Regions from separate parts of the Homo sapiens genome. Here all the other regions are linked to region 4. A link is a loop called in an ENCODE intact Hi-C map of the cell type or tissue named here. Cell type or tissue: dorsolateral prefrontal cortex. All regions are shown on one strand. Links, peaks and the distances in the headings refer to the core of each region. The heading gives the core; the rest is flanking DNA.

What was found. Hi-C counts contacts between places; a loop is a spot of excess contacts. Peaks named below come from ENCODE experiments on the same cell type or tissue, not always from the same donor. Only the 100,000 strongest peaks of a DNase experiment are listed, where the experiment ranks them.
Region 1: it touches region 4 in a loop (6-fold over the local background); 40 of 110 quality-filtered maps call a loop at or near these places.
Region 2: a loop joins it to region 4, with 4 times the contacts of the local background. A loop is called at or near these places in 7 of 110 quality-filtered maps.
Region 3: a loop joins it to region 4, with 12 times the contacts of the local background. A loop is called at or near these places in 55 of 110 quality-filtered maps.

Annotation. Positions count from the first base shown.
Region 1 is chr6:168,058,311-168,064,210 of GRCh38, reverse strand. It overlaps FRMD1 (FERM domain containing 1), which reads left to right. Exons shown (of 11, transcript NM_024919.6): 6 at 455-610; 7 at 1,252-1,317; 8 at 2,230-2,404; 9 at 3,154-3,450; 10 at 5,023-5,087. Among named protein-coding and RNA genes, the nearest start is that of FRMD1, 18 kb to the left of the region's middle. RefSeq lists an enhancer at 4,799-5,300. In dorsolateral prefrontal cortex, for the core only: a CTCF peak has its summit at 3,563 (motif pointing left); a DNase peak (open chromatin) is centred at 3,580.
Region 2 is chr6:167,483,087-167,488,859 of GRCh38, reverse strand. It overlaps LOC105378128 (a long non-coding RNA gene), which reads right to left. Exons shown (of 3, transcript XR_943267.2): 2 at 3,628-3,741; 3 at 1-74. Among named protein-coding and RNA genes, the nearest start is that of TTLL2, 160 kb to the right of the region's middle. In dorsolateral prefrontal cortex, for the core only: CTCF peaks have their summits at 2,872 and 3,072 (motif pointing left); no DNase peak of the experiment used is centred there.
Region 3 is chr6:167,906,127-167,911,126 of GRCh38, reverse strand. AFDN (afadin, adherens junction formation factor) reads right to left here. Exons shown (of 34, transcript NM_001386888.1): 13 at 3,838-3,956; 14 at 1-26. Among named protein-coding and RNA genes, the nearest start is that of HGC6.3, 71 kb to the left of the region's middle. In dorsolateral prefrontal cortex, for the core only: CTCF peaks have their summits at 2,866 (motif pointing left), 2,887 (motif pointing left), 3,811 and 4,010; DNase peaks (open chromatin) are centred at 2,900 and 3,976; H3K4me3 peaks cover 1,449 bases; H3K27ac peaks cover 1,660 bases.
Region 4 is chr6:168,130,256-168,136,155 of GRCh38, reverse strand. No RefSeq gene overlaps it. Among named protein-coding and RNA genes, the nearest start is that of FRMD1, 54 kb to the right of the region's middle. In dorsolateral prefrontal cortex, for the core only: CTCF peaks have their summits at 2,868 and 3,070 (motif pointing right); DNase peaks (open chromatin) are centred at 2,155, 2,755 and 3,095; H3K4me3 peaks cover 1,333 bases; H3K27ac peaks cover 957 bases.

The sequences.
Region 1 (5,900 bases), core at 483-5,482, 72 kb after region 4:
GTCAGGGTGGGGCCCAGCCAGGCTTCCTCCCAGTGCTGTGGATGCCACACGTGCCCTTGGCCTCTGAGCACATTTCCACCCTCAGTGATTCCACGTCCCTGCGATTCTTACCCCGGTCCCGGTGATGGCCCCAGCTGGTCCTCACTGGGCAGGTTCCCAAGAGCCAGGGCTCGTTGGGAGTAGAGTCCCCACCTGCAGACGTCTGAGGAGGGCTGGCTGCTGCCATTCCCCTTGGGGAGGACCCGAGGGGGACAGGAAATCAGACAGGGCCCAGGGCCACAGTGGGCACTGAGACTTCATCTCTGGTTCTGGGCTCAGCAGCCAGGCCCTGGCCCTGCCCACCGAGGTTGGCACCAGCTGTGGGAGTCTGGGGAAGCTTCTCGGAGCAGGGGGCTGGCAAGGAGGAAGGGGGGACCAGCAGGGGTCTGAGCTGACCTCCCGGCTCTGTCCTCAGATCATCACCAAGAGGGGGATTGACTACATCCTCCGGCACATGCCTACCCTGCACCGTGAGCGCCAGGGCCTGAGCCCCAAGGAGGCCATGCTGTGCTTCATCCAGGAGGCCTGCCGGCTGGAGGACGTGCCCGTGCACTTCTTCAGGCTGCACAAGGTCGAGCCCAGGGCGGCCAGCGATGGGCTGGACTCTGACTCCAGGCCAGGGATGCACGGAGCCCCCATGGCTGAGTGGGATCAGGACCCCAGGGCAGGGATGGATGGAGCCCCCATGGCTAAGAGTGGGACCAGGACCCCGGGGCAGGGATAGATGGAGCCCCCATGGCTAAGAGTGGGATCAGGACCCCAGGCCAGGGACGGATGGAGCCCCCATGGCTAAGAGTGGTCAGGACCCCAGGGCAGGGATGGATGGAGCCCCCGTGGCTAAGAGTGGGACCAGGACCCCGGGGCAGGGATGGATGGAGCCCCCGTGGCTAAGAGTGGGATGGGACCAGGACCCCAGGGCAGGGATGGATGGAGCCCCCGTGGCTGAGTGGGACCAGGACCCCGGGCCCGGCATGGCCAGGCTCTCTTAGGTCGTGGCTGGTGTTTATCTGGCATGATGAAAGGCAGTGCTTGTGCTATGACAACTATGCCTTTGATCTGATGCTGGAGTGAATGAGACTGTCTGTAAATGGGCCCCAGAGCTCAGCCTGGTCCATGGAGCCCTCGGCCCCTAGCCAGACTGACCATACTCTGCCATCAGTGAGGCCCAGCACCTCCAGGCCTGCAACTTGACCTCTGACCTGTGTCCTCTAGGATAAGAAGGAAGGTCGTCCCACCGTGATCCTGGGACTGGCCCTCAGGGGAGTGCACATCTACCAGGTGACCGAAGGGGCTCCAGCCTCACAGAGCCCCTCGTCCTGCCCCCACCCCCTCCTCCCTTCCCCACTGGAGTCTGGGCTGTGTAGCATCCCTGCAGCGGTCATGGGCGCTGGCTGGCCCTGCCTGGACGCGCCCTGCCTCTGCTGTCCCGCAGGAGGTGGACCGTGCTCCGCAGCTGCTGTACGACCTCCCCTGGCCCCACGTTGGGAAGCTGGCATTTCTGGTGGGTGTCTGGGGGGTCCCCGTGCCCTGGAAAGCCTGGGCAGATGCAGCTTCATCCTCGGGGCATTTTCTGGACAATTCTGCACCCGAAGAGGTGCAGGTCCCTTCCTGCCGGCCTCTCGGGGGCATCAGGGCCGTCCTGGCCTCACGGGCTTTGTGCCTGGCCCTGGCCCTGCAGGCGTGGGGTGTTTAGCTGCCCGGTGAGGTCTAGTTGTTGTTATCGCTTGAAAACTTCTGGCTCCCAATTGAGAAAATCAAGGGAGAAAAGAAGAGCAGGTCATAGAAACGCACCTGTGTGGCCTCTGTTCCTCTCATCCCGGCCCCAGAGCTGTCACCCAGGGTCACCCCACAGCCCGGGTGCCGGGGATAAAAGGGCAGTGACTGTGGGGGCTGCTGGACAGCAGGCTTGCTCTGGACAGCCAGACCGAGGTCTTCCTGTCCCACCCCAGACCTCCACTCCCCTCACACTGCTGCGGGCACTTTCTAGCCAGGAGGGCTGTGTCCTCTCAAGCAAGGGCGGAGCAGAGCACAGTGTCCGCGCACAGTGTCCGCCAACAGCCATCTGCACTGCGAAGTGAAAACCTGGGCCTCGTCCCCCTGGGGGCCATGGCTGACATTTAAAATCATCCTTTCCTGTGGCTAGCGTGGTTTTCCACCTGTGGAGTGGCAACTTCTCTCCTGTTTGCTCAGGGAAAGAAGCTGGAGATCCAGCTGGATGGGCTGCCCGCAGCACAGAAGCTGGTTTACTACACGGGGTGCACCTGGCGGTCCAGGCACCTGCTGCACCTGCTGCGCGCCAGCCACCAGCTCCACCTCCGCGTGCGGCCCACTCTGCAACAGCTGCGGCAGCGGGAGGAGGCAGAAGGTGGGGCTGGGCTGGGTATGCTGGGCTCCGCAGCCGGACTGTGCCTTCTGGGCTAGGCTGGGCACACTGGGCTCTGGCCGGACTATGCCTTCTGTCTCTTATTGTTGTGGCCTCCTGACTCCCACGTCCCCCAGATGCTGAGGTCGAAGGGCGAAGTGGTGGCCCCCAGCTCTGCCTGGAGTGGAATTCTATAGATGGGACTGGGGGAAGCTGGGAGCTTGAGGAGCCACCTGAGGTTTCCACTTCTCAGTTTCCTGGTCTGTTTTCCACTTCTCCTCCCATCATGTGCCCACAAAGAGCAAGAAATGCAGGTTCCGACAAGGCCTCAGTGTTTACCCACAGGCCTGGTCTCCCTTCCTGTTCCACATCCTCACCTGAGCACAAGGCCTGGCCTTAGTGTTTACCCACAGGCCTGGCCTCCCTCCCTGTTCCACATCCTCACCTGAGCACAAGACCTGGCCTCAGCGTTTACCCACAGGCCTGGTCTCCCTCCCTGTTCCACGTCCTCACCTTGAGCACAAGGCCTCGCCTCAGCGTTTACCACAGGCCTGGTCTCCCTGCCTGTTCCACGTCCTCACCTGAGCACAAGGCCTGGCCTCAGCGTTTACCCGCAGGCCTGGTCTCCCTGCCTGTTCCACGTCCTCATCTGGGCTGTGGGTGTGCATTTCTGTCTCCCGGGCTCTTCCTCCTGCATCAGCAGGGCTGGTCCCTCTCCAGCTCGCCCTCACTGTGCTCCCCACTCCCCACAGAGAAGCAGCACTACCGGGAGTCCTATATCAGCGATGAGCTGGAGCTGGACCTGGCCAGCAGGAGCTTCCCGGGCAGTGGGGTCAGCAGCCAGCACTGCCCCCACTGCCTCTCACGCCACTCCGCCGACAGCCACGGCAGTTCCTACACGTCAGGCATCAAGGCCAACTCCTGGCTCAGGGAATCCAGAGAGATGTCTGTGGACGTGCCCTTGGAGGTCCACGGGCTCCATGAGAAGGAGCCGTCCTCCAGCCCCAGGACCAGCCGCAGCCACCCCAGCACACGTGGTGACAGCCAAGGTGGGCCCGAGGGAGATGCCCAGGCCTCAGGGACAGTGAGTGTGGTCCAGCCAGCCCCAGCTTGGCTGACCCTGGACACCGAGGCAGCAAAGCCCTGGCCTGCCCTCCAGTGGCCAGACGTGAGGGGCTGGGCTGCTTGTGACCTGAGTCCCAGGAAATGTGCCAGAACATGCCGGAAGAACAGAGATGGCAGGGAGGAGCTGCCTGCAGCCTGCTGTGCCCGAGTCTCCTGTTCCTGCCAAGGGGCAGCTGCAGGCTGGGATCAGAGACAGGAGAGGTGGGATCCTCTTGGGGTTGCAGATGAGTCCAGGTCCTTTAGCTTTCTCGGAAGCCCATCTCAGGAGCCCCTCCCACTCCTAGGAAGCCCCTGGCCCCTAGGAAGCACCCCCCCAACTCCTAGGAAGAACCCCCCTCCCAAGGAATGCTCCCCATCCCGGGAAGCCCCCCAACAAAACTCCTAGGAAGCTCCCCTTCCAGGGAGCCCCTCCCTCTCCCAGGAATCCCATCCCCACACATAGGAAGACCCCCACTCCTAGGAAACCCCCCACTCCTAGGAAGCCCCCCACTTCCAGGAAGCCCCCCATTCCTAAGAAGTCCCCTCACTCCTAGGAAGCCCCCTGGACTCCTAGAGACCCCCCCAACTCTTAGGAAGCCCCCCCCACACTCCTAAGAAGCCCCGTGGACTCCTAGGAACTCCCCCAACTCTTTGGAAGCCTTCTGACTCCTAGGAAGCCCCCCACTCCTAGGAAGCCCCCTACTCCTAGGAAGCCCTGTCCTACCAGCTTCCCTCCCATCAGAAAGCCTGGGTTAGACTCATGTCTTTTTATACTCAGTTGAGTAGGAGTGAGAAGACAGAGCCATTCAGAGTGTTCTAGGACCATGTGTCCACCTGGCCCAGGACGCAGCACCTTGTCCTGAGGGATGCACCCTGCCCATTCCCTGTGTGTAGGACTGTGTGTGCACCTGGCCCAGGATGCAGCACCCTGTCCTGAGGGATGCGTCCAGCCCAGTCCCTGTGTATGAGGCCCTGAAGAGCTTCCTCATTGCCCCAGAAAGGGGACGTGAGCTCTGCTGGTCTCTGAGTGTCCCCACGGCCCTGACGGTGGATGTGATGAGATCAGGTGGGACCAGCCCCAGGGCTCAGTCACCCAGGACCGCCCAGCATCACCTACAGTCACCCAGGGCCATCCAGGGTCACAAAACATCACCTAGGGCCTCCCAGGGCCAGGCATTCCTGTCACTAAGCCACTGTGTCCGCCATTGCCCTTGGAGTGTCTGGTCCACCAGGAAGGGATGGTTGGCCTCCATCTCTGAGGATGTATGCAAGCTCTGTGGCCTGTAACCCAGCGGGAATCACCGTGCTAATCCCGCATCTGCACAGCAAGGGGCCGTTTTATCAGATGTCGGGGAATGGAGCAAAAGCAGTCACCGCACTGAGAGCAAGGGGGCGGTGTGAGCCTCAGGAGATGCCGGTCCGAGACCAGGGCCCCAGAAGTGCAGGGAACTGCCCTGGGGAGGAGCCATGTCGGGCAGAACCCAGACACCTGTGCTCACGGCTGCCTCCTCCCACAGCCACTCGTCAGGAGCCCTGCACCCAGGTCAGGACCAGAGGCCAGAGCGCCGAGGCCGTGCACCAGGTAGAGTCCCCCCCACGGGCCAGAAGCCCTGGCCCTGCTCCTCCACCCCCTTCTCCTAGGTCCCCTGTCAGGGGCCCTGGGGACCTTCCTAGGCCTATCAGAGGGTCCCTCGACTGACATCCCCAGAGACGCAGCGGGCAAGTCAGGGAGCAGCAAGGCTCTCGGGCACTGGGGCAGGTGGACGTGGGTGGAGGCCTCAGCCTCAGGGCCGAGTGAGTCGGCTCACTGTGGGGAGGGAGGGGTCCTGCCTGGGGCTGGGGTGGCCGGGCCCTGAGTGTCACCGGGCCACTGTAGGCAGGACCCGGACACCTGGGCCCTGCAACCTGCCATGCAGCAGACTGGCTGCCCCGTCCCCTTCGTCCACCTCCTCCACCCGGGGCCTAGTGCTGTGTGTGCAGGGCTGCTCCAGGCTTCCCCCACTTCCTGTAGAGCTACTGAGCCTTAGGATCCCCCAGAGGAGCTAGAGGAGAAGCGAGCCAGTGGTTCCTGGATGCCCAGGTGGGGAACAGGTGGGCTCAGGGTTCCCAGCCAGGCTCCGAGTTGCCCTCCCCACCCCCCAACCCCCGCCCCCGGCTCCACCACAGGAGGGTGAGGCCCCCTCTGGTCAGCCCTGTTCAGAATCCCCCTGGAAAGACACAGAAAATCGGTTGTGGCTGATTAGTTATCGTGATGCTGGATGGAGAGAGAAGAGGGCTGGGCACGGGAGGCTGGATGGAGAGAGAAGAGGGCTGGGCACGGGAGGCAGATGGAGAGAGAGAACAGGGCTGGGCACGAGAGGCTGCATGGAGAGAGAGAACAGGGCTGGGCACGAGA
Region 2 (5,773 bases), core at 774-5,773, 650 kb after region 4:
AAGGTTCTGAGCACCCCATGCTGAATGTGGAGGCAATGCTGAAACTGCAGTTCTCCTCCTCAGGAACCACGACCCTGTTGGGGAGAGAGACATGGCACTGGGTATTGTTTCTGCACCAGGCCCAGTGCTGTGCACCCCACTTTCACTGCCTCGTGAAATCCTCAAAATAACGTCATGTGGCCGTGACTTTTTCCCCCACCTCACATCTAAGGAAACTGAAGCTTGGAGGGGTGAATCCTCGAAGCAGAATACTGGGAACCAGGCCTGCCTGATGCTGAAGTCCATGGAAACAGGCCTGTTGGCAAAATGAAATATGCAGAAGAGGCTCTGCAGAGCAAAAGTGAAAGGAGCATAGGGGCACTAAGAATGAATCATTGACTCTGGGGTGTTTGGGGAGGACTTTCCAGCAGGGTTTTGAAGAGTGCATAGGAATACCACAGATGAACAAGAACAAAGAGCTTTCAAGGTATAGTTAGATGTTTGCCTGAAATCTCAGTTCTCTGATGAGAAGTCATTAATTTACAGTTTCCTCACTTTTTCCTTCCTGTAATGGTGAGAGCGACACCTTTTCCAGCTCTCGACCTCCCAGAGCCGCACCTGCCGGGGGGATGTGGGGTAAAACTGACACAGCTTGCTCATTAGCTGGGGTGGAGGGCTGAGAGGCAGGGAAGAGTCAAGGGCACAACCTCTGGTTTCATTAACTGGCCAGTTAGTCACACACACACGTGCATATGTCCACATGCTCACACGCACATGCCACATGTATGCAGGACAGGGATGGAGGAATATGAGCTGAGATTTGATCATGTTGTCAGGAGCTTGTGAGGCATTAGCCAGCGTGTGCAGCTGAATGCAGAGGTTTGGCTCCTGTGAACGGGACAGACCTGAGAATCCATAGCACACAAGAGACTGTTAAACCACAGGAGGTGATGACGTCATGTAAAACGCTGATGGAGTAAGAATAGACGCCGCTGAAAAAAGGGAGCATTCATCAGGGGCAGAGGAATCGGCACCTGCGGCGGGAGGAGAAGGGAGAACTGAGAAGGAAAGCAGGAGCACCCGTGTGGGCAGGGAGGAGCAGCTAAGGAGGAGGACAGCGGATGACCAGGACTGCAGCAGGGGAAGAAGGAGCCTGGAGCATAGTGAGCGGCCTGAATGGAAAGAAAAGGAACGCAATCAATGCTTTTTCAGGGAAGATGCCGTTCACTGAGGCTGGTTCGTGAATGCATTTGAGAACATGATCCTGTATAAATATATCTTCCTGTACAGGAATCTTATTAACTTAAGTTGGGCAGGTGCTCTTAACTTATACACTGATACCTTGGGGGAAAATATCCATTTTTTCATCCAAAAACTATGTGCCAGGTGCCTCCTATGTGGCAGGCCCTGTTCTAGGCCCTTAGAACGCACCAGCGAACAAAGCGAACATCCCCACCTCACAGAGCTGCACCTGAGCAGCAAGACAGCACCGAACCTCAGGAGGCGGGATGTGCACATCCGTAAGCGGACTCGCACCAAGGGGAAAAGTCAGCAGGTCAGGGAGGATCAGAAGGTGTTTGGGGGATGTTGCCATTTTCAATAGAGTGATTAGAATGGACCACACTGAGAAGGGAATGTCTCCACCACACTTGAGATAGGCGAGTGAATTTGTTTCCTATGGCCGCTGTAACCAAGCAGCACAAGCTAAGTGGCTTCAAACGACAGAAATTGTTCTTTCACAGCCCTGGAGGCCAGAAATCCCATCTCAAGGTGCCTCCTCTAGCTTCTGACGCCCCAGTGCTCCCTGGCTCACAGCTGCTTCTCCAGCCTCCGACCTGTCTCCATGCAGCATCTTCCCTGTGTGTCTCTGTCTTCTCCTCTTCTGAGGGACACCGATCCTCTTGGGTTAGGTCCTACCCTAATGGCCTCATCTCAATTTGATGACATCTGCAAAGACTCTATTTCTAAATAAGCTCTCATTCACAGGCAGGGGAGCCAGGACTTTAACCCATCTTTACTGAGACACAATTCAATCCACAACAGTGAGGAGATCAGACTTCCAGATCACTGAGGGACAAGCAGCCCAGAGAGCTGGAGCCCCCGGCATGCCCATGGCCAGCGAGGAGTCCACTGTGGCTGGAGGAGAGGCAGGAGAGGAGGAGCTGTTAGGAAATGAGGAGGTCTGAAAACAAGGAGGAGGAGCAGTGGCACACATTTAGGCTTTGCTGATGGTTGGACTTGGTGGATATCACAGATGGAGCTCCCTTTTTCAGAGCTTGACGTCAACTCTGAAGCCGGGTGAGGAGTGAAGATACAGGCGCAGTGCCCCTCATGCCTCCCACACCTGCTGCTGAGCATCCTGACAGATTCCGCTTGTTTCTGATCCTGTTTGCATCTTCTCGGCAATGATTCCACTCCTTATTAAAGAGGCAGGGAACATCTGATGTTCAAGTTTTGAATTACATGAAAAGTTCCATCGAGGTAGTTTTGATAAATAGTTTTTTTTTTCTTTTTTTGGTCGGGGGGATGGAGTCTCACTCTTGTCACCCAGGCTGGAGTGCAGTGGCGTGATCTGGGCTCACTGCAAACTCCACCTCCTGGGTTCAAGCAATTCTCCTGCCTCGGCATCCTGAGTAGCTGGAATTACAGGTGCCCACCACCACGCCTAGCTAATTTTTATAGTTTTGGTAGAGATGAGGTTTCACCATGTTGGCCAGGCTGGTCTTGAACTCCTGACCTCAAGGGATCCACCCGCCTCAGCTTCCCAAAGTGCTGGGATTACAGACATGAGCCACCGTGCCCGGCCAATAGTTTTGTTTTAAGTACAGACATGATGAAAGCCAATGAGATGCCATGTAGTGTTTTACAATCCTTAACACAGAAATGGCTTATTGTCTCAAATGCAGTCTTAGAGTTTATAGGAGAAAAGAATACAAATCCATGTTAATATCTAAATTTCCATGCCATTTTCCCACCCCCGTTATTAGACGATGTTATAACATCTTCCAGATCTGTTTTCACTTTTTCCTTTGGAAATAGTTGAGCTAATGGAGGAATTTATAAAGCAACCCACTCATATCCATGAATCAGTGTGAAATACTGCACCCTGGTGGAAATATCCCTCCTGTCCGGGGTCTGTGATGACATCCCACTCCTTCCTCAACCAGCATCCATGTCCTGTGTGCTCAGTTAGCAAAGAACTCGGGGTATAAAGAGTAGAAGAAAACGTGCCTGCCTCAGGTCTAATGGGCGGATGAGAACTAGAGCAGAGTGAGGGTCAAGTCACCTCTTGAGGATGACTAAAATGTTCAGGTTGAGCGAGGCAGGAAGCCCAGCGAAGAGGACAGTGTGGGCCCTAAGCAGGCACAAGGAGCTCGTCTACGGGGCACAGGAGAGGAAGCAGCAGAGGTCTTCTGTGCCTGGCTCCACTCCCATGCTGGATGGGAATGGGCGGATGAAAAGGAGCTGTGAAAAGAGGTTATAGGCATGAGGAGAGGACAGCTCGTGGGGCCTCCGTGGGGCTGCACACTCCTGTACTGGGGTTGGCAGGGGGTGGTTGTAAGAAAACAGGACTCTGTTTCTCATGCCAGTGCAAGACCACCCAACTTAGGACGGTGCTTCTCAGACTTCCGTGTACACAGTACTCACCTAGGGAGCTTGTGAAAATTCTGTGATTCGGGAGTCCTGGAGTGGGTTCTGGAGTCTGCATTTTCAATAAGCACCTGGTGCCAAGAGACCTGGTCCATAAAACACAGAGCAGGGCTGGGAGAGAGGTGGGAAGTTACACAGGCTAGCCTGTTAGCAGTGGCAAATTCATATGGGTCTGCAGGATTATGAGTGGGGCCTGAACTCTGCTAAGATGCAGGCGTAGTTTGATGATCACCAGCCATTGTTCTAGAGGTCACGAGATTTGTAACTTCCCCAATGACTTCTGTAAATAATACCATTTTTGTAGAACCTAAGGTTGGCCTTTTGAGATTACTTTTCAGACTTTTGCATTTCTGCCTACGAGCCAACTCCACTTGGACTCATGACTCATGACTCAACTGGTCCTGGGGCCTCATCCAGAGACAGATGCAGCTCAGGAGGACCATTTTCCACACCCCTGTGATGGCAGCCCCAACCAGCCGGCAGCCCCAACCAGCCAGCAGCACCCATTCCGTAGCCCCCTGCCCAACAAACTATCCTTGAAAATCCCTAGCCCCAAGCCTATGGGAAGATTGACATGAGTGATGGGAACTCCAGCTGTCCCACATGCCCAGCCTCATGTCAATCACACGCTTTCTTTTAATTTTTAATTTTTTTTTTCAGTCTCACTCTTTGACCTAGGCTGGAGTGCAGTGGTGCAATCTTGGCTCAACATAACCTCCGCCTCCCAGGCTCAAGATTTTCCTGTGTCAGCCTCCAAAGTAGCTGGGATTACAGGCATGCACCACTACTGCTCGGCTAATTTTTGTGTTTTTGCTAGAGACAGGATTTCACCACGTTGGCCAGGCTGGTCTCGAACTTCTGACCCTAGGTGACCCACCCACCTTGGCCTCCCAAAGTGCTGATATTACAGGTGTGAGCCACCACGCCCGGCCTCTTACTATTTTCTATAAAATTACATTTTATTTCATTGTGCTCAGTAATGGGGCTTATACAATTTCTGTGTTTTAAAAGTTACATGGTTTTTGTGGCCTATCATATAACTAATTAAATCGTTTATTTACATTTATACAATATGTATTTGTTTTCTTTGTATTATATACAGTATAATAGCTCTGAAATTAAACTTTTAACTTTTTATTGTTAGGGTCTGTATTTTATTATTCTAAAGTCAATGAACAGCTTAGAAAATAATTTTATTTATTTATTTTTGAGACAGAGTCTCTCTCTGTCATCCAGGCTGGAGTGCAGTGGCATGATCTAGCATGATCTTGGCTCACTGCAACCTCCGCCTCCCAGGTTCAAGTGATTCTCCCACTTCCACCTCCCGAGTAGCTGGGATTACAGGTGCACGCCACCGTGCCTGGCTAATTTTTGTATTTTTAGTAGAGACGGGGTTTCTCCCTGTTGGTCAGGCTGGTAGAACTCCTGACCTGAGGTGATCTGCCCACTTCGGTCTCCCAAAGTGCTGGGATTACAGGTGTGAGCCACCATGCCTGGCCAATTAAAAGCTGTCTTTACTGCAATGCTGTGGTCTCGGTGAATGGACTTTGTCTGTGCAGTGCACAGAAAGAACCCAACAGGCAATTAGACCGCATGATTCCTTCTCAGGCTAACTCCCAATCCTTGGCATCCCTTAGAGGATCTCCATAATTGGAATAAGTCTCTATACCATACTCAGCAACTACCTTCCAAGAAATCTAAATATGAGAGATATTTCCTTTCATAATTATATGCAGTAGAAGCAGTCATACACTTCATCCTCTGCTCATTGGCCAGAGCCAATAAACCTTGACATTTTGTTTCTGAAAGCCCTTAAAATTCACACTTTTTTTTTTACATTCAAAAATTTCTTAACACTTAACAGATGAATGCCCTGATATTGAGGACTAAACTGATTTTTTATCTTGCTCAAATTCCTATCTAAGGGGTCTGGGGAGTCGTGCCCTATGAATCATAAATTCTCATTAGATGGGTTTTATTTAACCCTATATATTGCAACTTACTTTCCAAACTGACTCTGGCATAATATTATGAGAAAAAGAAGAAAATCAAAGTATTTTACCCCAAAACATGTTTCTTTGCCATATTTTGAAATGGCCCTGCAAAGCTGTTCTTTGTGGGAGAAAATTTTCATCTGTAAAGA
Region 3 (5,000 bases), core at 1-5,000, 220 kb after region 4:
GCTCAGGCCCAGAAGCATCCTGTGTTCTAAAAGAAGAAAGCTGACATCACTTAAAATAAGGTCACATGGCTAACAATATTACTGACAACCTGTGTAGATTTCTGCAACTACTTTTTAAATCTATATACTAATCTTTCCAACGTAAAATAATAAAATATCCCTTGTTTTCAGATGTAGCCTAATCAAATAATGCATTGGGAGTGATCTTATCACGACTCCTCTAAGAAGGTTAGTTCCTTGAAGTATATGCCGCCGCCATGACAGCAGATCTGACGTGATTCTGGATTATTAATGAACACTTCATGTCTAGTACAGGGATCGGTCTGTCTTGCATCTGCTACAGCTATGGCTCAGGTAACACTGAAAACAAAGTACTAAGTGACACAAAGAAAAACTAACCATGCCAAGCTTGAAACGGAGTTCTTATACTGAAAGGGAAAAGCTTCCTAAGACCTGGACTTTGTCTTTCTCTGCTGACACAGGGTTAGACAAGCTGACCACGGCAAGTCTCCTTCAGCCATTACTATCATCATTTTCCAATGCTTACAGTGACGCATGCCTTATAAAGAGATGTTCTACTCACTCACATTTCTTCTTACGGTCACATAAATTCCAGGTCCCTTCCACCATTTAGCCTGACACTACACAAATAAGGAACTGTCAAAAATTATAAATACAAAGAAACTATAATTTGGAACATTTATAAAAACTAGCATTGTGCTGATGTTTATCTATTTCCAGGTATTCAGATCAAATTAATTCAAAAGTTAGGTTCATTTCTATCTCTATAAAAATATTCTTCAAACAGTGTGTCATCACCCATTGGCAGGGCAGAAGGCTGTTTTGTGAAACTACTCTTTCAGTTGAATACACATTTGTATGTGTGTTCACCAGAGCACAATGTAAGATATAATCTTGTGTTATAACCACAGTTCAAAAGCATTTTGAAAGCCATTGCTAGGCACAGACTCTTTAAATGTGTAAGATAATAAATTACAAATCCAGTTTAGATTTCCTTATCTTTGTGGATTTATGCTTTTCTCAATGAATAATGCTCAGCTTATTCTTTCACTTAGCCATGTGATTAGAACTTCAAGCCATTTACTTATTACTCTAAGTTCGCTACCCACTGTATTTTATATACAATATTTACCAAAAACCAGCGAAACACATAGTCAAGTGATTAGCTTCCTTAACATTTCAATGTCTTTATCATTTTAGTTCAACTTTAACAGAGATAACCAGGAAGAATTCTCAAAAATGTCTCTGAAAAAATAAGAAAATTTAAATTGACAGTAAGAGCCAGGGAACATGTGTTTTGCCTTCCGCAAACTTAATGAAAAATGAAATTGTGGGGATATTAATGACTTAAACTGTGATGAACATCTCTACTGAGTTAAATATTGACTTAAACTGAGACTAATACTTACTCAAATAAATCTTATTTGGTGAAATGGAAAGTCAACACAGTTATCTTGATATTGGAATGAGAAATACTCATTAGTGACTTCAACAACAGTCATTTCAGCAGCAATGTGTCTGTTAATCTTAGACAACTGGTACTGTACGGCCAGAATTAAGTATTTGGAATTGCTGGTCCACTCATTAAATAAGTTAATATAGATAATAAAAAACTTTCCTTCAAAAATAAAAAGGAATAACTTATGATGATTACAGATTTATAATAGTTTACAGACTGGCTAACTAATTTTTTTTTCAACAGCAAACCATTCTCTTCCCTCCATCCTCACCTTCTCCATGCACCAAAAAATGAATAAAGAGAAATGAATATATTTATACAAAATAATAAAAATATAACCAAATATTTTACTAATAATAAATACAACCCAAATCTTCTTTTTATCAAATTATATGTTTCAGAGTTGATTATTTAGTTTATGATCTAATGATTTAACTCAACAATTAAGGAAAAGAAAAATGCCTCTATAAACAATGTAATTTAAATGATCAATTATTTTAACACATCTCCCTTACATTCCCATATTTACAGACAACTAAAATTGTAGCTAGGCAGTTATATATCTCATAAAGTGAACCTGAGTAAACTTTACCAATTATATTTTAACAAATCTGGTAAAAAAGTGTTTACATTGTCATTGATAAAAGAAAAAAAAATTTAGTGACAATTAAAAGTCGTCCCCTCCATTCAAAAGGGTTTTTTCCTTCACTAATATTAGCATTTTAAACACGTTTAAATTTTTCATGACTGCATCAGTTAAATTAAGTAGTGCTTATTATAACACTGCCCATGTGAAAAACAAAGAATGGAGCAGAAAGGCTCATCTGTTCTCATCATTGTAGTAATAGCAACAAAACAACATAGTTTATAATTAAAATAAAGCCTTTAATAACTCTGCAAACTAATCTTACCTTGTAAAATTAAATTATGTGTTTATGGTAAAAAATAATTCCTGACATACAATTAACCATATTACTATTTTGACACTATATTAATCACTAATTTTGCATATATTAAAAGCATTATCCTAATCAATCCACTCCCTCGTGCGAATTCATTTACTCAAATATTTATGAGCTAAGAACTATGATTCATACTTCTCAGTCACACCTTAGAAATACATAGAGGTATTCCTTACAATACCAATTTACCATTCTGAACATCCTACTCCATAATCCACCAACAAAAACAAGTACAAACACGGAAAGTAAACTATTTATTATCACATGTAATAAGATTCACATAGCCAATAAAAATCTTGCATTAGAACCAAAAATCCACAATAAAAATAAAGTTAAAACCTGGGATTCCCTTATGAGTCTACACATGTATAACTGGTGATGAATGATATTAAAATCCTGCAATATCCAGTGCCCTCTGCTGGAAGTTGGGAAACTGAAGAACTGTGTCTTCGTCACCTGCAACTGAACTGATAGGTGACCCTGGGCAAGTCGCCTGCCTCATCTAACTGCCTCACTGACTGGATCTTTGAAGGAAACACAATGGCCTCTTCAAAAATCTATCTGAAAAGCCCCAAAGGGGGAATGCTGCCAGTTTCACTGCTGATAATGAGAATGCCATAGAAGTCATGCAGTCTTTCTGTATTTCTGTCTGAGTTCCCGCAGAGCTCTGGGGTAGAGGTGTTCAGCACCAAATCATGCTGCTGGTTCCACTAGTCAGTATCTGTTATTTATCCACCATGTTTAATGCAAAGATATTACTCTGCAACATTTAAATAATTCTAGAGGTCACAAGGAAATAGGATTCTGATTAAGGTGACACGTTAAAAATCATAAGACAAGGAAATAACAAGACAGTTCTCTGCCCAGAGAAATCGGCAAGAACAATGTCAGAAAAAAAAAAAAATTCATCCTCCATCTATCTCCACAGGGAGACACATCACATTAGAGCACAAGACATAATATGGCATTTATAATTCTTAAAATCTGTTTCAAAATCATTTTTGATCTTACATATTTTTAAACAGATGAAGATTTCTTCTAGAAATGGGTGAAATGACCAGATTTTTCTAAATACAAAAATCATCAAATATTAAAATCCTATAAAAACTCCCTTTCTCTATGTTTTTACAAAGTAGCAAATTTTAAATGGCAACATTTTAATTCAATGTACTCTTATTTCAATCTGATAACACTGTGGCATATAAGTGAGGGATATAATTATTGGTAAAGCATTTCTTTCAATTCAATAACACAGAAAGGAAATGCCCTTAAAATATTATTGCTAACATTGTAAACATGTCAGCTGAACCTTTATAAATTCAACAATCTTTATCCCAACCCTTTTTTAGGAATACTTTCAGTACTTTCACCATTGAAAAATGATGTGTTTCCTACCTGCTTTCTTGCCTGCGATAATCTGGCTGCTGTTCTACTCTGATCATCGGCTTCACCATTCCCCGCTCGGCTGTGCTAGAGGCAGACGACACTCTGTCGCTGTCCAGCCTAGTGGTGCTCTACATGGAGAGAAAGCACAACGGGTTTAGAACCTCACACAGACCAACCAAGCTTGACACTCAGCGTTGCAAGCAGAGATCTGATACAGGGCTGCCAAGCAGGGCAGGCAAGAACACAGACCAGGAAATAACAAAGCAATGCTGGGGACACTATGTCCACGGGGAGTGCCCAAAGCACACTGGTATTAAAGCATAGGAAGACGCACAGCCACTTTCATTCTCAAAGAGCTAGGAGTTGCCTTTAAAACACAGGCAGGCAAAGCTGGTAACACACACATGATGATTTTTCTGAAAGTACATTAATAGTAATTCGATTCCAACAAGTTATTTTAAAATCAGGATAAGACATAAGAAAATATGTACAACATGAAGAGGCAGGGTCTTTTTAAAGTTTATTATTTCTCAGAACAGATTTAGAAATCCTACTCCTTATAGCTCAATACCTAATGAATTCAGTACAGAAACTGGCTTCTTTCTTGCCCTTAATCAACACCGGGGAAAACACATATTATATGGTAACCCAATCAGGTATATTTAAATACTTCTAAAAAGTATACAATTCTAACCATTTGTATGGAATTTGTAGGCAGACAAAAGGATGAGTTACCTACATTAAGAAAATCACCAGAAAAGAAAAAATTTTATACAATGAAATTCACTGTAGAAAAAATTTCATGTAAAATTTCTTATTACATCTGCTTACTACAGAAACTGGGCACAAGTAGTAAATAAAAAATCATGTTTCTCTTATCACCTAGCGATTATTACTGTACTGTACGTCTTTCCAGCTTTTCATATTTTCCATAAATGGGATTTACAATCTTCTTGATAAAAAAACACTTTTTCAGATGTTACAAACATCTTACAATATCACTTATTTTTATATTACAGACTTGTAATGGCTGTATAACATTTTGTTGTCTATTCATCATACTTCATTAAACCAATGCTTTATTACATCATTTAAAATGTTCATCAGTACAGAGTGACAAGACAATTATGCTTGTAAATATATTTATATACACACCCAATGAATCCTTCCAT
Region 4 (5,900 bases), core at 397-5,396:
CTCAGTCCCAATCGCCAAGCTGTACTCAGGGCCTGCCACCTGCTCTCCAGGGTCATAAACCTCCCCTAAAATAAAGTTGTAACACCACAGGGATTTCAAGGGAAGGTTGGGTCTTCCTTGCTCACACACTGCTATGCGTTGAGTGTATGTGTCCCTCCAAAATGTAGATGTTGGAACTTAAGCCCCAAGATGATGGTATTAGAAGATGGACCCCCCAGGCTGGGCGCGGTGGCTCACGCCTGCCATCCCAGCACTTTGGGAGGCCGAGGTGGGTGGATCATGAGGTCAGAAGATCAAGACCATCCTGGATAACACGGTGAAACCCTGTCTCTACTAAAAATACAAAAAAAATTAGCTGGGCCTGGTGGCGGGTGCCTGTAGTCCCAGCTACTCGGGAGGCTGAGGCAGGAGAATGGCGTGAACCTGGGAGGCGGAGCTTGCAGTGAGCCGAGATCACACCACTGCACTCCAGCCTGGGTGACAGAGCGAGATTCCATCTAAAAAATAAAAAAAGAAGATGGACCCCCCCAAAGGGGATTAGGTCATGGGGGCTCTGCCCTCATGGGTGGGATCCGTGCCCTCGTAGGAGGGCCTGAGGGAGAGAGTTCGCCCCCCTCTGCCCCTCCGCCCACTCTGATGTCAGGACACAACCACAGGTGCCAGCTCGGAAGCAAAGAAGAGCCCTCACCCCACACTGAACCTGCTGGCACCTTGATCCCGGACTTCTCAGCATCCAGAACTGTGAGAAATCAATTTCTGTTGTTTAAAAATTACCCAGTCTAATGTATTAGGAGTGGGAATGGATGGAGACATACACATCACTTACTTCACTTACTTCACTTCCCTCACACCCAACCCTGTATGACTCCCACCCCTGCATCCCCGAGTCCTGTACATACACCCAGGCTGGGCGGGCTTGACCCACTCACCCCTGCACCCCTGAGTCCCGTACATACACCCAGGCTGGGCGGGCTTGACCCATTCACCCCTGCACCCCCGAGTCCTGTACATACACACCCAGGCTGGGCGGGCTTGACCCACTCACAGTTCTGGCCCAAAGTCAGAGAAGCAGGGACTCTCAGGCTCCAGCCCTGAGATCAGGCCCAGCAGGGGGCTGCACGGTCATCACAGGGACTGATGGGGCCTGCCTGACCACCAAGTGGCTGCATCTGACGACTGGACGTCCACGCTGGAGCACCTCCTTCCAATCACCCGCCACAGGGCTCCTCTTCTGCGCCAGCATGCACACCCTCCTGCACACCCTCCTGCACACCCTCCTGCCTCCCCTGCTCTCCTTTCTGTAGGGATTTCACTTGCCTCATCGGGAGGTGAGGAATGGAGGATGTGAGCATTCTTGCAGGGACTGCTTCTGGCAGGGGGGAGCACAGCTGCAGGACCTCGCACCAAGGCCACGGCCGGCCTCTGGTTAAAAGCAGTCTGTAAACCAATTTGGGTTCTCGCCTAACCCAAACTTCTCCAGGCTTTGCCAGTGTTTAGGAACAAACACGATCGTGTGAACAGCAATCATTAGAAATGCACCTGCCCTATCCCCAGCAGCTGCAAAGCCCTCCCCTGGGTGCTCCTGGGTCCTGGGAAGTGTGGAGAGAACACGTGCAGATCAGCCCTGCAGGTGCAGACACTTCTCCAATCCCTGTGGCCTCAACCCAGTGGCTGCAATATGCATCCCTCACTCGGTCTACGTACCAGCAGCTGCAGTGTCCACCCCTCACTTGGTCCACATCCCACGTCCCAGAGCCTCGTGGGGACACAGCTGCACATTGGCCTCTGTCCAGAGTGTGCAGGAAGAGAGGAGAGTGTCCGGTTGAGGGGCTCGGCCCCTGTGACACCCTAGAGAGGTACCTGAGGCTGTGCTCCACCACACTTTCCAGGGTTCAGGGCATTTTCTAGGATGGGACTTTGTGTCACCTTCAGCCCTCTTTGCTTAGCATCCCAGCCATGTGTCCAGAGGACAGATGGGGGCTGGATTTCCACCCAATGCCTACTGGTTCAGGGGCATCTGGTCTGAGACCTCAACGTGTCACTGAGTTCTCCAGGCACGTGATACTCAGCGGCCAGCAAGGGCTTCATGGACCCAGGGGCAGCTAGCAGGGCTGTGACACCGGGAGGAGGCCATGCCTTCAGGGACTCCAGCTCTGAGTAGCCAGGAGGAACATGCAGTGGACTCCTTCACGGATGCTGGTGCAGGAAGCAGAGCTGAGAACCAGCAGGTCAGCAGGGGACAGCTCCGACAGCACAGTGAACATGTGAAACAGAGAGTCACCATTGCAGGTTCATCCGCTCTGCCTGAGGACATGAGCACGTGTCCCCAGCAATAACGTCCACTGGACCCTAGACAGGCTTTCCCAGTATTCACTATCAGATGAGAGTGTGCAGGTTAGAGTTTGCCAGCAGAAGCTGTTCTACACAGTTGAGATTTGGTTCCTTTTTTTTTTTTTTTTTTTTTTTTTTTGACACAGGGTCTTGCTATGTCACCCAGGCAATTATTATTGGAAAATTACTCTTCCTGCGGAAAATGAAACTGCAGCTTGGGTTCCACAGCCTTCTTCCCGCGCTGCCTCCAGGTCTGGGTATCTGAGTCAGAAGAACAGCTTGGCCTGCAGACCTGACCCTCTCTTAGTTGCGTGTAGGCATCTGCAGGCTTATCCAGGGGGTCAGGGGGGCCCTGAGCCTTTGGCTTCCTAGCCAGCTCCGGACGGTGGTGCTGCCGGCAGGCCCAGCGGGCTGCGCTTTCCTGACTCAGCTGCTGGATGGCGGCCTGCAGTCTGTGAGCCGCGCCGGATTGACGGCCCTGCCAGTGAGCTCCATCTGACCCCACAGCTGCTTCTTTAACTCCTTCTTTTTCAGTGACCATGCAGTATTTACAAGGCACGTTCAGAGTTTATCTTTGAGACCAATTGCAAATCAGAGCGGTTATATTTTAAATGTTTTAATTAATTCTTCTAAAGTCCCTTTTCCTGAGTTACTGTCCGTATCAAGGCAGAAAGGCACCCCAGCTCGCCTGGAATCTCAGGCATCAGACAATGGTTCTGGGACAACCCAGTAAGTGGAGAAGCACCGAACAGCCACCAGATGGCAAAGTTGATTCGACGAACAGGACCGGGCACAGGGGCCGCCAGACAGGCGACGTGACCGGCACCCTGATGTGCGCCGCATTGCTCCTGCGGCCCGGGCAGGCGTCCGATCGCCTCGCATCCCACCAGTCGTCTTATCACCAGGCGGCTCCAATGTCTCTGAGGCAAGCAAGGGGTGATTCATACTGTGCAGCTTTCAGCAAATCCTCCCAGCTTGTTCCCAAGCCCTGAGTCCCGGCGTTGAAGTTTGAGAAACAGCCGCAAAGCAGGATGAAACGGTGCAGCCCATGGGCTGGACGCGCTGATCTTACGGGGATCAGCCACGACTGGAAAACACAGACGTGCTGTTTCTCCTCAACAGGAAGCCCGATTCTGGGGAGTGCCTACAGCCCCGAGTGGGGACAGCAGTTCCAGGCGGAAGGTGCAAAGTCGCCCTCTGTGATGCAAAAGCACTGAGGTCAAACCTTAGGATCCCAGCGCAGCTTGAGGTGAAGGTCCCTGTTCCCTTCCAGCCTTGAAAGGAGAAATTCCCAGGAAGACACAGGAAACGAGTTTGCATCTTACAGGAAAAGAAGCTGAGCCACCAACAGCCAACTCCTGCTACAGAATCCTGTATCCCTCATGCATCTTTACTGAGTGCCTGCTGTATGCCAGGCAGCTTTGGCAATGGGGTTACCGTGAGCAGAACAGCCCTGGTGCCCACCACTGGGGAAGGCGAGACAGCCCACAGGTAACTCCAGGTGTGGTCAGTTCTAGGAGACAGGATGCAGGGTCAAGGACACTGAGTGGGCCCTCCTCCAGCAGCCAGGTGACCTGAACTGCAGACCTGGGGACTCAGATCAGCTGGCTGAGAAGGAGGCAGGAAGAAGGCTTTCCAGGTGGGGGGATGGGAGAGCCAGACAGAGGCCAGTGCGGCCGGAGCTTAGCAGGCAGGGAGGAGAGCAGCAGGAGCAAGGCAGGCAGAGAGACAGGGCAGACAACTATCCCTTCCTCGGACACAGGAATCTCCTAACTTCTCTCCTCCAAACTCTTCCCCAACCCACTCCTGGCCTCAGCCCCCTGCCCACCTGAACCCGCTGCTATCAAGGTCACAGTGACCTTCTCATTACAGCAGAAGCCTCTCTGTCCACATCTATGTGACCTCTGGTTACCTTCCCACTTGCTGACCATCGGCTCCTCCCCAAAACACACCTGTCTCAGCTGCCCCAGAAGATCCCACCCTCCTGCTTGCAGAAGGAACCAAGCTTCGCCTCCACCTGGAGACCCAGAGCTCCTCCCCGCTCTGCCCTGATGCCTGCACTCCGTGAGCCACTTCCATGAGCCTCCTTTCCATTTAAACGCCTTTGCTGTGAAATGGTGGCGGGAGCGTCGAGTACGAGCCGGGCACAGTGTGAGACCTCGGTCCTGACCCGGGAGCTTACGATCACAGGAGGCAGGCAATCAGCAGAGCAGCTCCCAGGCAGCATGATGGGCCCGGAGCACAGGTGGAGAAGCAGGGCAGGAAGGCTCACAGAAGGGGATGTTTGGGCTGGGTTTTAAAGGATGTGTAGGAGTTCATTGCTCACAGGAGGGGCAGTGAAGAAAAAGAAGTGGCAGGGACAGGCCCAGGGGTGTGAGACGGTGGGGGTTAGGGAGGGTGCTGTAGGAGCAACTGGGAAGATTGGGTGAAAGGCACATGGGGTCGACCTGGAGATGAGCTTTGGAGCCAGGACACAGGTCCTGAGCTGGGCTCTGGCCTCCTGTGAGAGCTGCCTCCTGTGCTCCCTCCAGCCACAACATCTCAGCAGGTCTCCTTTGAGGAGGGTGGGGCTATGGTTAGACAAGGGTGCATATCTCCCACGGACAAGGCATGATGCTATGTCTATAGGGAGCATGGCACAGCTGCTGGCACCCGGTCAGGTGCTGCTCTTCTCACAGGCACAGCCCTGCTAGCTCCCACCGCTGCTCCGCACCTCCCCTGCGCCCTGGAGCTCCTCCAGCACCGTGCTGCTGCTGAGGAGATGAACTCCCCACAGGACGGGACGGGACCCTGAGGGAATCACCTTCACTTCCCCAGCACAGGGGAGCATTACAGGTGCTCACTCACTGCCTGATGAATAAATGAAAGACGGTAGGAAGCCCTGGGGAGGCTCCAAGCTGCAGTGTGAGGCCCAACGTGCAGAAGTTCCCGCCAATTCCCTGCTGCCCCAGCACAGGCAGGACAGGCCCCCGCCTGCCTCTCCCCCAGCTCAGATGCTGACCTGGGGGTTAATTGCTTCGGGTCTTTGAAGTCTTTGAAGTTGAAACACCTGAGCCTGCTGTGGAGCCCAGTTAATCATGGCCCTTGTCGCTAACTGCTGTGAGCACACAGATGGCCAGATAAGAACTGGGAAGAAATGCCAGGGTCTGGGGGCTGTACATACCCCCACCTCACAGGCCTTGGCAGGTGCCGGTGGATGGTTTCCTTCAGGGAAGGCTGATCGCAGCCACGTCACCAGATGGTCCCAGCCGGGACGGCCCCTGGCGTCAATGCTGTCAGGGTTGCCAACCAGTGGTCTTCTCGTGGCCGACCGTGTGCCCCCCACACTCAGCCGCCAATATGTCCACATTTCCTGAGCCAGGTGCTTTGGGAGAGGCCATCTCCTGGGTCTCTGGCCTCGCAAGTTTCTGGGGCAAACCCTCACATGCGTCCCATCCGATCTCATTGGTCAGCCCAGGCATGCCTGCCTGGGTCAGGTTCGTGCATGGTGTGAGGGGGCAGCAGCCAGAGAGCTGGAGTCAGACCAGCCAGGGCCTGGCTGCCTGTCCTGGCTCTGGGACTTTTGGCAT